Regions from separate parts of the Homo sapiens genome. Here region 2 is linked to region 1. Evidence: chromatin loops called from intact Hi-C (ENCODE). Cell type or tissue: endothelial cell of umbilical vein. All regions are shown on one strand.

Region 1 (8,000 bases):
CTGATCACTAACCTTTTCAGCCTTTCCTTCTCCCTGGCATTAGTCCAGATGTGAGGGAAAAATGATAATAGATGAAGTTTCATAATTTTACTAGTATATATAATTTTAAATCTCTTAACCAAGAAATGTTCAAAGCTTTGCTTCCTGGAGGACATTTGGAAGATATAAATTTCCCTTTATTCTTAGTTTTAATATTCTTTATAAATCAGTGTGACAATTGAAGTAAAAGGACAGACTCCTAGAATAGCTCTAAGGCCCTACTGTGAGATTCCCAGGGTGGATGTAACGAAGAACCTAAACTGGTTTAAAACAAAAGAATTTTTTTTTCTCATGGTTCTGAATGCTGCAAGCTAAAATCCAGGTGTTGGCAGTGCCAATGTTGTTCTGAAACCTTTGGGGAGCATCCTCTTTTCTTCTTCCTAACTTCACATGGATTGCTGCTGCTTTTTGGCATTCCTTGGTTGTAGCTGCAGCTCTTCAATGTTGTCCCTCTTGACACATGGTGCTCTCTGTTCCTTTGTCTTCACATTATCTTTGTGTAAGGATATCCATCCTGCTGAATATAGGGCCCAGCTCCAGAGGGACCTCATTCTAACTAACTACATCTACAGCCACGCTAGGGTCTATAAAGGTCCCATTCTGAAATACAGGTATTTATGGTTTCAGTGGATCACTTCGGGGACACAATTCAATGCATAACAGAGCCTGGAGAAATCCAGACAGGACAGTCAGGGTGGTGAAGAATACGCTCATTTACCTCTCTTCCCTCCCTTGATACACAGAAATAAAAATAAACCACTCTTCTGAGAAGACACAGAGGCAAAATTTTCTCCTGGGACTACAAAATGGTACAGCCACCCCAGAAAATATTTTGGTGACTTTTTAAGAAAAACTAAACATGTAACCATGCAACCATCTTACAAACCAGAGATTATATTCTTGAACATTTTCCCAGAAATTTAAAATTAATATTTACATAAATTCTGCACATGAATGTTTATATAGGCTGATTTGTAATCGCCAAACACTGCAACTACACAAAATGTTCTTTATGCATGTTAGTTACACAAACTGTGGTATATCCACACCATTGAATAAGATTCAACAATAAAAACAGCCAACTAGTGACAAGTGCATCAAGCCACATGACTATCCAGAGATCAGGCTGAGTTTTTTCACTAACTCCAGAAAGTTACATGCTTATGATTTCATTTCTAAAACATTCACAAAATGATAAAATTTAAAAATGGAAAATCTTTTTTTTCAAAATTTAAGGAGTGGGTTAGGGCGCAGGTTGGAAGTTGGTATGACTTTAAGGAATCCTTATGGTGGTGGAACAGATTTATATCATGACTGTTCAACTGTCAATATCCTCATTTTGATACATGCTGTAGTTTCATAGCTGTTACCTTTTGGCAAAACTGGAAAGGGTCTAGTAATTATTTATTACATTGGCATGTGTGAATCTGTAATTATCACAAAATTTAAAATTTAATTTGTTAAAAACCAGAAACTTCAGTTTTAGAAGTTGTTAGGGATTCGATGTAAATTGTTTCCTGTTGTCAAGTCAGGAAAAACAGTGAGGAATTCACAGAAAATATGAAGTTGTTAGTAAGAAATTGATCATGAAATTTAAAAAGTGGCAGATATGATCATAAATCAAAATGAGTTTCTCTAAGAACCTCTGACTGGATGAAGTGGAGACTGGAAGATGGTACAGATAGAAGGCTATGAGGAAGGGAATTCAGAAAAGAGCTTCAGAACCTCAGAGACCATCAGCTACCTGGGATAAAGCCAGCAAGAGTGCTGTCTGAAATACTGATTGCAATCCAAAAGGATGAGGACAATGCCCAGTAAAGTTAATGCTAGAACAAGACAAACATGCTGCCCCAGAAGTAAAAGGCAGCTTCCCAGATCGAGCCTGTCCCTGGCCCATGTCCCTCATCCCTTCCTCTGCAAAGTTATAATTCAAGATGATATTTGGGTGGGGACACAGAGCCAAACCATATCAGCACTAATAAGTAGGTACACCTTAAGTAGGTAGAAAAAGAACAAGCCAGAAGAAGGAAGAATAAAAAATGAAGATTACAATGGAGCTAAATAAAACAGAAGATAGGCAAATTCCTTGAACCCAGGAGCAGCCAAGATGGCGGAACAGAAACAGCTTCACTCTGCAGCTCTTACCTAGGAGGATGAAAATGGAGAGTGAATTCTGCATTGTCAATTGAGGTACCAAGATTCTCTCACTGGGACTGGCTAGGTAGTTGGTGCGACCCACGGAGAGTGAGAAAAAGCAAGGTAGAGAGAGGGCCCACCTGGGAGCTGCATGGGGCAAAGGGAACTCCCTCCCCCAGCCATCTGGGGCAGTGATGGATTGTGCTACCCTACCCTGAAAACCACACTTTTGCCATGGATCAATGCAACCTGCAGATCAGGAGGTCCCCTTGTGAGTCCATGCCACGAGGGACTTGGATCACAAGCACAAAGCTGTACAGACTCATGATGGTGGCTGGGGTGGGTGGCCACTAGAGCAGGCACTGAGACACAGGAATATTTGCATACTTCAGCTTTGGAAACTCCCGCGATGCAGGAGATCCACCCACTCCCATGGGAAGGGAGCTGAAGCCAGGGATCCACGAGGTCTTGCTCCCACGGAACCCCACAAGCTAAAACCTACTGGCTTAGAATCCTCTCTGGCCAGCACGGCAGGCTACAGACTGCCTAAAAAGACTGAGTTCGTGGGAGTGAGGGGGTGCTGCCATCACTATGGCTGCAGTCCACAGTTTTCCCATGCCACTGGTGCCAACGAGACTCAGCAGTCTGAATTGGGAGCAATTCCCCAGAGTGCAGCACAGCTGCTGGGTCAGTTTGTAGCCAGACTGCTTCTTTAAGCAGGATCCTGATCCACTCCTCCTCACCAGGCAGGGGCCCCCGCTATGGGAATCTCAGCATCCCCAGCCAGGGGTTCATGGACAGAACTCTGATATCCCTGAGAGGAGCCCCTGGGAGGAGAAGTGGCTGTGGTATTGTGGATCAGCCATCTTAGTCTTTTCTGCCTGCTGGCTCTGAAGAGTAAGGGCAGCCCAGACAAGGGGGATTCCCACCAGTGCAGCACATCCACCCTGCCAAGGGGCAGCTAGATTGCTTATTTAAGTGGGTCCCTAATCCTGGTCATCTTTTGAAAGAACCAACTTTAGTTTTGTTAAACTTTTCTATTGTTTTGCTAGCCTCTATTTTTAAAATTTTTTTGTTGGACTTTCGTTATTTTCTTCTTTCTGCTAAGCTTGGGCTTACTTTGTTCTTCTAGTTCCTTGAAATACAATGTTAAGTTGTTTATTTGAGATCTTTTTTGACATAGGTGCTTATTACTATAAACTTCTCTCTCAGCACTGTGTTTGCTGCATACCATAAATTTTGGTATGTTGTGTTTCCATTTTGGAGTTTTTGAGATGGAGTCTCACTCTGTCACACAGGCTGGAGTGCAGTGATGCCCTCTCAGCTCACTGCAACCTCCGCTTCCCAGGTTCAAGCCATTCTCCTGCCTCAGCCTCCTGAGCAGCAGGGATTACAGGTGCCTGCCACCACACCTGACTAATTTTTCGTATTTTTAGTAGAGACAGGGTTTCACCATGTTGGCCAGGCTGGTCTTGAGCTCTTGGCCTCAAGTGATCCACTCACCTCAGCCTCCCAAAGTGCTGGGATTACAGGCATGAGCCACTGAGCCCAGCCTGTCTCAAGATATTTTTTAAACTCCCTTTATATTTCTTCTTTGACCCACTGGTAGTTAGGAACATGTTCTTTAATTTCCACATATTTGTGAGTTTTCAAAAGTTCCTCCTTTTATTGATTTCTACTTTCATTCCATTGTGGCCAGAAAAGATATTTGATATTATTTTATTCTTCTAAATTTATTAGGACTTGCTTTGTAGCATAACATATGATCTATTCTGGTGAATGTTCTCTGTGCATTTTAGAAGAATGCGTATTCTGTTGCTGTTGGATGGAATGTCCCATAAATATCTGTTAGCTCCACTTGTTCCAAAGTATAGTTCAAGTCTTTTGATGAGTCTCTTGTGGGCAGTATATAGTTGAGTCTTTTTTTTTTTATCCATTCAGCCCTGTTTTTTGATCAAAGAACATAATCCATTTACATTCAAAGTAGTTATTGATGGGTTAGAATTTACTACTGCATTTTGTTAATTGTTTAGTGGTTATTTTGTAGATCCTTTGTTCTTTTCTTTTTCTCTTGTTCTCTTTGTGATTAGATGATATCCTGTAGTGGTATGCTTGATTTCTTCTTTTTTATCTTTTATATATCTACTATAGGTTTTGCCTTGTGGTTACCACAAGGCTTACATTCATCTCAGTATGATTAATATTTTCCGTTCTCAAAAACCTTACCTGATAAAGTTCTGACTAGGACTCATGGCCCACTATAGTTTGGACATAAGTTATTTTTTAAGGAAGGTGATTAAATTTTACTAATCTATATTATATCAACCATTTAAAAAATCCAATTGGCAGTTAATTTAACAGCATTCATGGATGCCACTGGGAAGCAGGGAAAAGATAGGGAAACGGAAAATTAAGAAAAAGACATAGAGTCAGAAGACAGAAAAGAAAGGGAGAAAAAAATAAAATTGTATAGGGAAATGGTGAGATCACTGATAAGCTTGCACCTGTGGCTTCAGCATCCTGAACCTTATTCCTGAGACAGCCACCGAATGCCCTCTTGTGGCCGATAGTACATCCTTCCACGCCAACACACTAGTAACACAGAACTTCATTTAAAATGATAAAGCTACCTATGCCGATTGCGCTTCGCTTCCCTGCCCCTTCCCTCCTAACTGAGCAAAATTATCTCACCTAAATGAGCATTTCATGCTGCATGCTGTTATTCTTACAAGGCAAATCCTCTAGGGGTCCCTGTCACAAGTTAATTTGGTAATACACAATCCTCTACATTATCTAACCGAAAGAACCAGATTTCCATCCCAGGTACCTCAAGACAGCGTCCCTACTTCTTTTTTCTGGAGATTGAGGCTAAGGCCCATGCCTCCCTGTGAACCAGTAGGATTTTTCTGAAGAAGCTTTGAACCTGACTAAACGCACATGGCCATATGCAACACTTAAACGTTTCACCACATATTTGATTGCCAGCTAAATGCCAGATCCCGGGGTACGATGGAAAGCAAGAACAGACGCAGGCCCTTGCCTTCATGAAGCGGGGGTCTCAGGAAAGAGGTTACACGCCCACAAATGGAAACAGGTCGATTAACACCGTGAAAGAGATGACAGGGGGTTTCTGTGAGGGAGACGAAGCTTTATTAACAACCTGGCAAACAAGAACGAGAAACGCATTCCAGGTGGAGGGAGCAACACTTTTTAACCTACGTTATCAGGTAACAGGGATCCTATGTTCTCACGCTTGGTGAGGAATCTCCCATTGAGGAAGGAAAGAAAAATGAATCAAACTAGGGGGTGGCGGGGTAGTGAGGGGATTTTTGGCTTTCATTTTAGGAGCCAGGGCCTGCTACCTTCGACCACCTGAGACCCCTGAGCTGGCGGGAAAGCCTTGACGCAGCCGGCGCGCGCCTTCCCTTGAAGTTCTGGCGACGCCCCCACGCGCTCGGAATTCCGCAGTGTTTGTGCGCGCCGCTCGGCCTGGCGCAGGCGCAGACAGGGAGCAGGGTCCGGCCGACCGCCATTGCACAACGCGGAGGACTAGCCTGGGGTCACAGGGATGCCGCGGCTCCTCCGCTTGTCCCTGCTGTGGCTTGGACTCCTGCTGGTTCGGTTTTCTCGTGAACTGAGCGACATCAGCAGTGCCAGGAAGCTGTGCGGCAGGTACTTGGTGAAAGAAATAGAAAAACTCTGCGGCCATGCCAACTGGAGCCAGTTCCGTTTCGAGGAGGAAACCCCTTTCTCACGGTTGATTGCACAGGCCTCGGAGAAGGTCGAAGCCTACAGCCCATACCAGTTCGAAAGCCCGCAAACCGCTTCCCCGGCCCGGGGAAGAGGCACAAACCCAGGTAAAAATCGAAACCGAAGGCATGTTTGTTCACCTCTGTATATTTCTTATTCCTGCATTTGCTCTGCCAGAAGGTGAGCTTCCCCAGGAAGTGGAATTTGTGCCTAGTACACAGCTCTTTAAAAAATTGTAAAAAACAGTGTATTGAAAATATACAAAACTTCAATGAAGCGCTTTTTTTTTTAACTTGGAGGAAATAAATGTACACTTGTAAGTCTACATATTTATGTAAGAATGTTGTTCTTTTCTGGAGTGCCAGTCATCTGGCAAACTCCTTTTTGTCCTTCAAAGCCCAACTTAAGTATCATTTTCCCTGTGAAGTCATCATTGACCTTTTCATGGCCAATGGCTCCATTGTCCTTTCTACCACAGTATCTAGCACATAGTTGTATTTGACTGTCGTCATTGGCTACAGAATCAGCCCAACCTTGTAGAAGATAAAAATGCAGAGTACCTTGTTCAAAAAAGCAGGAAAGGGCCATGAAAATAAAGGTAGTAAAATATAAAACTGTTTTCCTTACTTGTCCATATCCCCTGGTCACGTACCAGGAGATAGGCCTGGTCCGTTCTCCTATCAGGCTTCATTTAAGAGTTTACGTACTTGTATTTCATTCACTTAAAGTTTCAAAGGTAAATTTATTCAGAACAACAAAGGAACATTTAAACCAAATGCAAGGCCTGTGTGACTACATAGGTTTCAGTCCCATAAAGTCAGCCCTATATACCATACTGTATTATAGGGACTATTTCATGCATATTTTTGTCTGAAATGCTTAGCAGATGGCCTAGCACATCGCATGTGTTTAATATGCGCTGAATTTATACTTGATGCTTTCAAGCAGTCTGCAGGAAGGATATTCTTGTTCCAGATTCATTGGTATATCTTACTATGTTTTTACATTTTGTGACTAAGACATTTTAGTCCCAGTATGATTTGTCATTTTAAAAGAAATTGCACTTTGTTTATAGTGTATCCATAGGAAGAAGATTACTGCCTTTTACAGTAATTCAGTTGATTTGATTTGGACAAATCTTGTAAAAGTGAAGATTTCTGAAATTAAGGAAATGAGTAAACTATCATGCCAAAAAGAGACCCTAATGTAGAGGACTGAAAAAAGTCAAACAATGCACATTGTAGGCACTCATTAGCTTTTTTGGAATGAATGAATAGAATTTATAAAGTCACTGTTGCTGAAAGAATAAAAACTTTTAAAGACAGAAACCATGAGACTGATTCATGATCATTTTCAAACCGACCCATCAAACTAACCCACATACAAACCTCACCTTGTCCTTCTGTTATAATGAAGGAAGTGTCTCTCCCCAGTCTTCTACTTTTACTTTAGTTCAGTGACTCTCACGCTTTAATGTGCATATGAATCATTTGGGAATCCTGTTAATTTACCGACTCTGAGTTAGTAGACCTGGGGTGGGGCCTGATATTTTTCGTTTTTAACTAGCTCCCAGGTGCTGCTAGTTCGTGGCCCACACTTTTGAGTAACAAGGTCCAGTTTACTGTCTGTCTCTCTCTTTTTTTTTTCTTTTAAACTCCTCTTTCTTGTTCTTTTCTCCCAGGAGTGCAAGGAGAGCCTTCCCTTTCTGCTTTATGTTGGGTGGGCATTTCTCTCACATCAAATACTGTGCTTTCACTACCTATGCTATAATACTGTAGTCAAAATTTTATTTTTAGACCTCCAAGCTTGAGGCTGTTATTTAAAGAGAGGTTGGAATGCCTTTTCTCAACAAAGTGCTCTAAAGACAGTTTTCTTAATAAAAATGTTCAACCTTAAAACTCAGCTTGTTAATGATCCTTTTGTTTTAAGTATTATTCACACTCCCCTGGAAGAATAAATGTCATTAATAATGAGCAGGAAGCTGCAATGAAACAAGACTTGTAGAAAATAAAAATGTATCTGAAAATATTTGAAAATTGTTATACCCACAAAACCTGCTACTATGGAAACTATGT
Region 2 (8,000 bases), 130 kb before region 1:
TTCTCCTACACTTATCCTTATACTTAGGCATGAATTTGCAAAGCAACGCCTCAGAATATTTCTGGAAAAATTACGTTGGAATTACATCATATGGCTGAATAGCAGTGCAATTGAATATGTTGAGTTTTTTATTTGTGTCTTCACCTTTGTTTATGTTAAGGATAGAACCCCAAAGAGAATAATACTGGTTTACTTATTCCATGCTTATTACACAATAATAATACGCCAGCCTCTGTACTATTCAATGAGGATATAAAGGTGAAAAGGCAAGGTTGCGTACTTTTATAATATTTATATGTTCTGGTGGTTCAAATTATTTTACTCAGTGCTTTTCTTAGAAGAAGAAATATTTGGATGATGTTCAGTAAACACAAATTTTGTGTTATCTTTGAATCTGTTTGGTAGGTTTATGATGTTAAATTCCTGGTTAGGTTCAGTTCAAGTATATTTACCAAAGACAAATTAGAAATACAGGGACCATCAGGTTAGGGATTTATTTCATTATGGTAATAGGATTATGTCATTGGAATTGGAATTTATTTTACACTTGGTCTGATTTTTAAATCATTTTACATGACTTAAATGTCAAATTATAATGTAAAATGATTATTTTCAGTTATGCACCCCACAATTTGAAGCCACATTTGTTTTGAGGGAATTTTGAATATGAAGACCTCTGAGTATTAGAAGTTATATTGAGTGGGGATTATGCGTAATTTTCCTCTCTTGGAAAATCTATCTGTGATTATATATTTTCTTTTTAATGTACATAAACAAGTAAAAAACACAAGGAGAACTTCAGCTGTAGACCCTGCACTTTAACATTAGTAACTGCTAATCTACCCACAAATATTGGTGATTTTTTTTGCACATATAACAATAAAAATGACTACCACCACCTTAAGAGCTGATTGGAATTACATCTTTTATTTATTTATTTATTTATTTTGAGACAGAGTCTTACTCTGTTGCCCAGACTGGAGTGCAGTGGTGTGATCTTGGCTCACTGCAACCTCTGCCTTTGGGTTCAAGTGATTCTCCTTCCTCAGCCTCCTGGGTAGCTGGGACTACAGGCACATATCAACACACCTGGCTAACCTTAGGTATTTTTAGTAGACACGCAGTTTAGCCATGTTGGCCAGGTTGGTCTTGAACTCCTGACCTCAAGTGAATCCATCCACCTCGGCCTCCCAAATTGCTGGGATTACAGGCATGAGCCACCGTGCCTGGCCTGTGTATTTTAATTCCATATTTTGCATATATTTTTAGTATTTAAACATTTGCATATTTAAAGACATTAGTACACTTACAAGTAAGGGAAATTCTATTAGGTTAGATATTTTAAAACCTCTGAAAATCAATTCATTTCTAAGTAATAGTTTGTTGCTGTGTACCTTTAATAAGTACAGCAATTAGAGCTTTCATATTCAAGAACAGTCAGTTGCAAGGACTGGACACCCTAAAAATGCACAACTCTAAAGAAAAGGGAAAAAATCTGCCTATTGAGCCATATAAAAGGGAAGAACAAGTAACCTTATATAACAGAAGTTATATAAGATGAAATAATGATGATGACAAGGAATTTGTTTTCTTTATATATTTTATTAGGAGAAAAACTACTGTAGGAGAGGGAAAATTGCTTCTGTGTACCCTTTGAGGTTTTTTGGCTGGTCTATGAATTAAATTGATATTAGACAGATTAAAAGGAGAAAAAAACATTTAATTACTCACATATGCACAGGAGTCCCACCAAAATATGAGACTCCAGGAAGCAGCCAGATGACTGAGACAGATACTATCTTAAGCTAGAGTAAGGAATAGGAATAAGGATTTGGGGGTACTGGGGAGTGGTAGAGATGAATTGTGGGAAGGCGAGAGGAGGAAATGTGTGGTGAATAAAGGTTACCTTGCTATGCAGATAAAAGTCTCTCCAGTGAGAAAAAGTTATCTATGAGTAACTCTCTTTCTGGCAAAGATAGATACATTTACTAATAAAAATGTCCTTTACAAATGGGAAATTATACTTTAAGCAGATGGGGAGGCGAAGTGCTTTTTCTGCATTGACTGGTTCTCAGTTTCTTTTAGCTCAAAATAATACATCAAAGTGGCATATTTTGGGATGACTTGTTCTGATCCCATCACTACTTGGTGGTAAAATGCTACCCAATATTATAACATCATGTGGCGCCTTCTTTTAAAAAGTCTTTAAACATGATATAATTTCCTCAAAGCTTTATGATGTAAAATGAGGTATCTCAGATATGGACATCTCCAGTGAGAGGATCCCAAAGGCTTTATACCCCCATATTCTATTGTGGGTTGGGATGCAGTGGAGAAGAAATGCCAGGATGTTTGTAGCTTTATCAAATTGAAAACTTAGAGCATCTAATTATTACTCACTTAGAAATCAAATTGTTCTCTGTGGACTTCCTTCTCCAAGGAGATTCAAAGCACTTGCTACAAAAAAAAGGAAGATCACAGCTTGCTTCTCTGTTTTCCTTCCTACAGGCAAAACCTTGTGTCACTTGGTTGGCTTAACAGAATTAACTTCTCTCCTTGGATTGCTTGTCGTTGTTTTTATGTAGTTCAGTAACTATTAAATACTTTTCATCTGTGATTAAAAGCATATTGCTTCTGGAGGGTCCCTGGCATGCTGCAGTCCTATGACTGGGCAGCAGGTTTCTCACCTTCCTAAATCTGAGCAGTAAAGCCCTGCTGGAGGGTAACTCACCCCTGATGTTTCTCCTTTGGGGGTTGCTGAGTGGTAAGGGTGCAGCTGCTGCCCTATCAGCTTTCCCAGAGTCACAAAGAGAAGCTCCCACTTGGAAGGGATCTTATTCATTGTCTGCTCCCGTTTTGCTGTCCATCCACTGATATCCTAATCTACCTGCTCTACTCCTCAGTGTGGTTCAGGCTTTGCTGTACCCATCCATTCGGATTTGGGCACCAAGCTACAGAGTTCCTATTTGCACAGATCTCAGCTATGTCCTCCTTCAAATTCTATACCTTCCTGTTCTAGTTTTGAAATAAAAGGAAATAAGGAGGAGAAGAAAGTGACCATCGTTCTCAGGGCTGCCTCAAAGCTAGAGATAGAGAAGAGGAGCAAGCTCACAAACTCCAGTGTACTGAGCACAGCTGACACCAAGGGCAGCCAATGCTCCCTGTATCTTTATGCTCTGTAAGTTCAGTGACCTGAGGGCAGCACCTGGGACAGCTGCTTGCAGTGTTCTTGCTTTCTCCTTTTTCCTTAGCCACAGTGCATGTGTTTAGGCAGATGCCTCCAAGCCACAGACCATTGCTTGCTTCCTTCTTCCCTCCCTCCCTCTTCCCTCCTTTTTCTTCCTCTTTTTCTCCATTGCTTCCCCCCACCCTGCATCCCTTCCCTCCATCCCTCCTTCCTTCCTGCCTTATTTCCTTCCTTTTTTCAACAAATATTTGATTAACACTTATCTAAGGTGATTGGGACACAGAATTGTGCTCAGTCACTGCTCATATACAGCCTACATTTAGTAAAAATGACAGACAGTATCTAAAGAAATACAAAGTGTAAATCAAGCTAAGTGCTATGATGAACATTAAGGCTGGATGGAGAGTCAGGGAAGAGCTGTCTTTGGGAAAGAAGTATTTGAATAAAAACGTGAATAAAATGAGGGGAAAGCCATGTGCAAGATGAGGTAATAAGCACACTCACTTCTTTGATCTTACCTGGAAGAAAGTCCATGAGCTCATTTTCTAATGGGTTGGTTCAATCTGTTGCCACTAGGAGGAAGCCTACAATTTTGTTTTGTGGCCTTCACATTCATACTTACCACTAAAATATTTGCTTCCAGCATCAAAATTTACTCATATGAGAAAGTAAGATTGGAATTTAAACTTTTGGTTAAAACTGTGATTTTCAAAAATTCTGCTTTAGTAGAAGAATAGTCTTATGTTTGCCTTTATTGTTACTGTGAAGTATGAATCACATTGAACTGTATAATTTTAAGATGAGAATCATGTTGTGATTCTTCAACTCACTGAAAATGAAGTGCTGCCTAATTTTGATGAGATAAATTGTTCCAGTCTTTGTTGCAGTTGTAGATTTATCCATAGCTGGCTTCCATCTGTTACATTCAGATGATAATGATAAAATTCATCATTTCTACCCAGTCTTCCAGCACAGAGTAGCTAGAAGACAGAACTATCTTTCTTCCAGGTTTGTGTGCTTCTTCAAAAAGTCTTTATTTAGTATTTTTAAATGCCCTCTGAATATAAAGAGTCTTTAAATGCAATACTAAAAATAACTTTTCATATGTGAAAATGTTTCATTTAAATTATTTTTGTGTGGCTGGGCATGGTGGCTCATGCCTATAATCCCAGCACTTTGGGAGGCTGAGGTGGGCGGATCCCCTGAGGTCAGAAGTTTGAGAGCAGCCTGGCCCACATGGTGAAACTCCATCTCTACTAAAAACACAAAACGTAGCCGCGTGTGGTGGTACACACCTGTCGTTCCAGCTACTTAGGAGGCTGAGGCAGGAGAATCACTTGAACCTGAGAGGTGGAGGTTGCAGTGAGCCGAGATCATGACACTGCACTCCAGCCTAGGCGACAGAGTGGCACCCTGTGTCAAAAAATTAAAAAATAAATAATTTTGTTGTGTCCTTGTTAGTGTCCAAAATTCACTGGAGAGATTCTTTCAGAATTGTAAAGTTTAATTAAAAGTGTTAGGTTTGCCGGGTGTGGTGGCTCACACCTGTAATCCCAGCACATTGGGAGGCCGAGGAGGGCGGATCACCTGAGATCAGGAGTTTGAGACCAGCCTGGCCCACACGGTGAAACCCCATCTCTACTAAAACTACAAAAATTAGCCAGATGTGGTGGCAGGTGCCTGTAATCCTTACTACTTGGGAGGCTGAGGCAGGAGAATGGCTTGAATCCGGGAGGCAGAGGTTGCAGTGAACCGAGATTGTGCCACCTCACTCTGGTCTGGGTGACAGAGTGATACTCCGTCTTAAAAAAAAAAAAAAAAGTGTTAGCTTAGAGGATGAACCTTAGTGCATTTCTTAATGGTATCTGATCAAATAAAAAAATTAAGTTTAAGAACATCTTTAAAGGTGCTTCTTTCACCTGCTCTTCTATTATTTTCTACTACATGAATCCATATTTTCTGACTTCATAAAGAATGTTATTCTTATTTCTTAATGAGTCCTGCTCCATAATTCTGCAAAGTTATTTACACAGAGAGATGGTCAGAACTACTGTCCAGGATTTCAGTGGCTTCTGAATTGAAGTCTAGAATTGAAATACCAGTAATTCACTGAGTTGCTTGCTTGCCAATTATTGTAAATAAACTAACATCATGCCTTTGACTAATGATCCCATAGAGGAGATTCATTTTATAGTTTCATATATTTATAGCATATATCGGTAACTTTACCCAAACCCTAGTAAAAGTTTGTCAGCTTAATGTATTTGTGCATGAATTTAACTACCACTGGAGGATGGTGAATTTTGTTTATAGCATCTGATATTTGAACTTTTTCCTAAATGAAAAGTTACATTAAAAAAAACTTCTCATAAAAAATCCTCATGGGACGTTCCATTCAGTTCATGTTTTCTCCCTCGTTCTTCATTTCCCTGCACCTGAGCCATTCGTCTTGTTCTTTTCTCAATGGCTATGTTAGAAAGTGGTAAATATGTCTGCCTCCTCTGCCTTCCCTGCTCACCCTCAGTTCATCAGGAAGTCATGTAGGCTTCCTGTATTGCTTCCCAGGAATTAAAGAAATCTTAGTCACCACATCAAAAAATCTAGATCATTTTGCCTTTGAAACTTTCACTTCCCAAAGGTTACTTGCAGTGAACGTGTTTATAGTTCCTTAGGAAAGGGATGTGTATGAAACTTGGTGTTAATGATAAAAAGAGCAACACTAGATAGAATGCTGGGCTAGGGAGATGGTCATTTCTAGAGATTCACCAACTGAAGGAGAATGTATCTCACTATAAGGTTAAGAGGCTTTTCTTCCCAGATCATCAAACATCTGGGTATAGTTTTCAGTGTTCATTTCCATGAGGGCACAGATTTGTATTTGATTGGCCCTTTTCTTATTGCCAATCTTAAAAATCTTTAAAACGGAAATCTATTCTCTTTGGAATCAACCCAGAAAAAATAGTAGCTCAACTTTAAATCAGCAAATGGTTAAACATTGTTAGAAATAAATTACTTAATTCCTTGAGTTAGCTGATCCTGTTCCCAGCTTATTTAAAAAAAAATAGAATCCTCAGCAAAAACTACAAACAAGTAACAGAATTTCTGAATCCAAAAGGTTGAAAATGAGCAGCACAGCTCATTTTCTTACCAATCAATAGGTAAGAAGAAAATTAAGATTGTTAATTCTCTTGTTCTGTGATTCTTTTTGAGAAGGTCCATATCTGTTGCTGAGTAAAAACATTAATGTTAAGAGACCTTACTAAATTATAGAATAAACTTCTTTGAAAGGTATAGTAACAAGAAATTACTGTTAGAATTATTTACACTTACCATATTGGGGTTTTACAGCATCATTTAACTGCTAGAGCTATTTTTAAAAATCCACATATTTCACAGTAACCATAGAAAAAAACCACCAAGAGGTGTAGGAAATAGAAGGCTTTTAAATGTATTTCATATTATTACGAGATGTTCATTTTTCCAACCAGCTATTTCTTGTTACTTTGTTCATGGTAGGAGGAACAAAAAAGGGATGTTGTTTATCCTGACTTCACTCACTGAGGGAGAAAATAAAAGTGGCAGGGTGAAGTCATCTTATTATAATGTTGCAAATAATTTTTAAAATCCAGAAATTTTGACTGGGTGCAGTAGCTCATGCCTGTAAATCCCAGTACTTTGGGAGGCCAAGGCAGGCGGATCACCTGAGGTCACAAGTTTGAGACCAGCCTGGCCAATGTGGCGAAACCCTGTCTCTACTATTTCTAACTGTGTGTATACAGACACACACACACACACACACACGCACACACACACATAGTTTTGTTAAATACTGTGAAATTCTCTTCCAAAAGGGTCGTACGATTTTGCATTCCCACCACCCCATTGGCATAGATGAGTGTCTCTCCCACACTTCGTCAACAGTGTATTAAGTTGAAAATTTTTGCTATTCTAATGAGTAAGAAATGGTATCTTAGTGTGGTTTTAGTTTGCATTTCTCTTATTATAAATACAACTGAGCATTTTTGACATGTTCACAGACCAATTTACATCTTTTGCAAGTTGCCTAATTTGTGTCTTTTACCCATTTTTCTCTAGAATTTTGGTCTTTTCCCTCTCAATTTTAAAAAGGTCTTTGTATGTTAGAACCATTGTTTGTATTTGTAATAGATGTGGCAAATATTTTCTTTCAATTTAATACCATCTTTTGACTGATTACAATGTGTGTGCGGTTTTTTTCTCGTACTAATACCAACTGCTTTACCTATATAGGCTTTGAAATAGGGTGTAATATCTAGTAGGGCCAGTTCTCCCTCAGAGCTCTTCGTTCTCAGTGTAGCCCAGCTATTTTTTTTTTTTTAAGACAGAGTCTCACTCTGTTGCCCAGGCTGGAGTGCAATGATGCAGTCTCAGCTCATTGCAACCTCTGCCTCCTGGGTTCAAGCAATTCTCCTGTTTCAGCCTCCCAGGGTATGTGTGTTCTTAAAGTGTATTTTGTGTAAGCTGCACGTAGTTGAATCTTGGTTTTTTATCCATTCAGCCACTTTATGTATTTTGATTGGAGAATTTAATCCATTTACATTCAAAGTAATTATTGATAGGTAAGGAGTTACTATTGCCATTTGGTTAATTGTTTTCTGGTTATTTTATAGATCCTTTGTTTGTTGTTTATCTTTGTGATTTTATGTTTTCCTGTGGTACTGTTTTGATTCCTTTCTCTTTATCAGTTGTGTATCTGCTATTATCTTTTGTTTTCTGGTTACTGTGAGGCTTACATAAAACATCTTACAGTTATAAGACTCTTTTGTGTTGATAG

The links. Peaks named below come from ENCODE experiments on the same cell type or tissue, not always from the same donor. Only the 100,000 strongest peaks of a DNase experiment are listed, where the experiment ranks them.
Region 2: a loop joins it to region 1, with 6 times the contacts of the local background. A loop is called at or near these places in 6 of 110 quality-filtered maps.

What each region holds. Positions count from the first base shown.
Region 1 is chr9:5,183,346-5,191,345 of GRCh38, reverse strand. It overlaps INSL6 (insulin like 6), which reads left to right and starts at 5,707. Exons shown (of 2, transcript NM_007179.3): 1 at 5,707-6,032. The coding sequence starts at 5,744. In endothelial cell of umbilical vein, a CTCF peak has its summit at 4,732 (motif pointing left); a DNase peak (open chromatin) is centred at 4,725.
Region 2 is chr9:5,316,996-5,324,995 of GRCh38, reverse strand. It overlaps a transcript of RLN2 not described here. Among named protein-coding and RNA genes, the nearest start is that of RLN2, 16 kb to the right of the region's middle. In endothelial cell of umbilical vein, no CTCF peak of the experiment used is centred here; no DNase peak of the experiment used is centred here; H3K27me3 peaks cover 737 bases.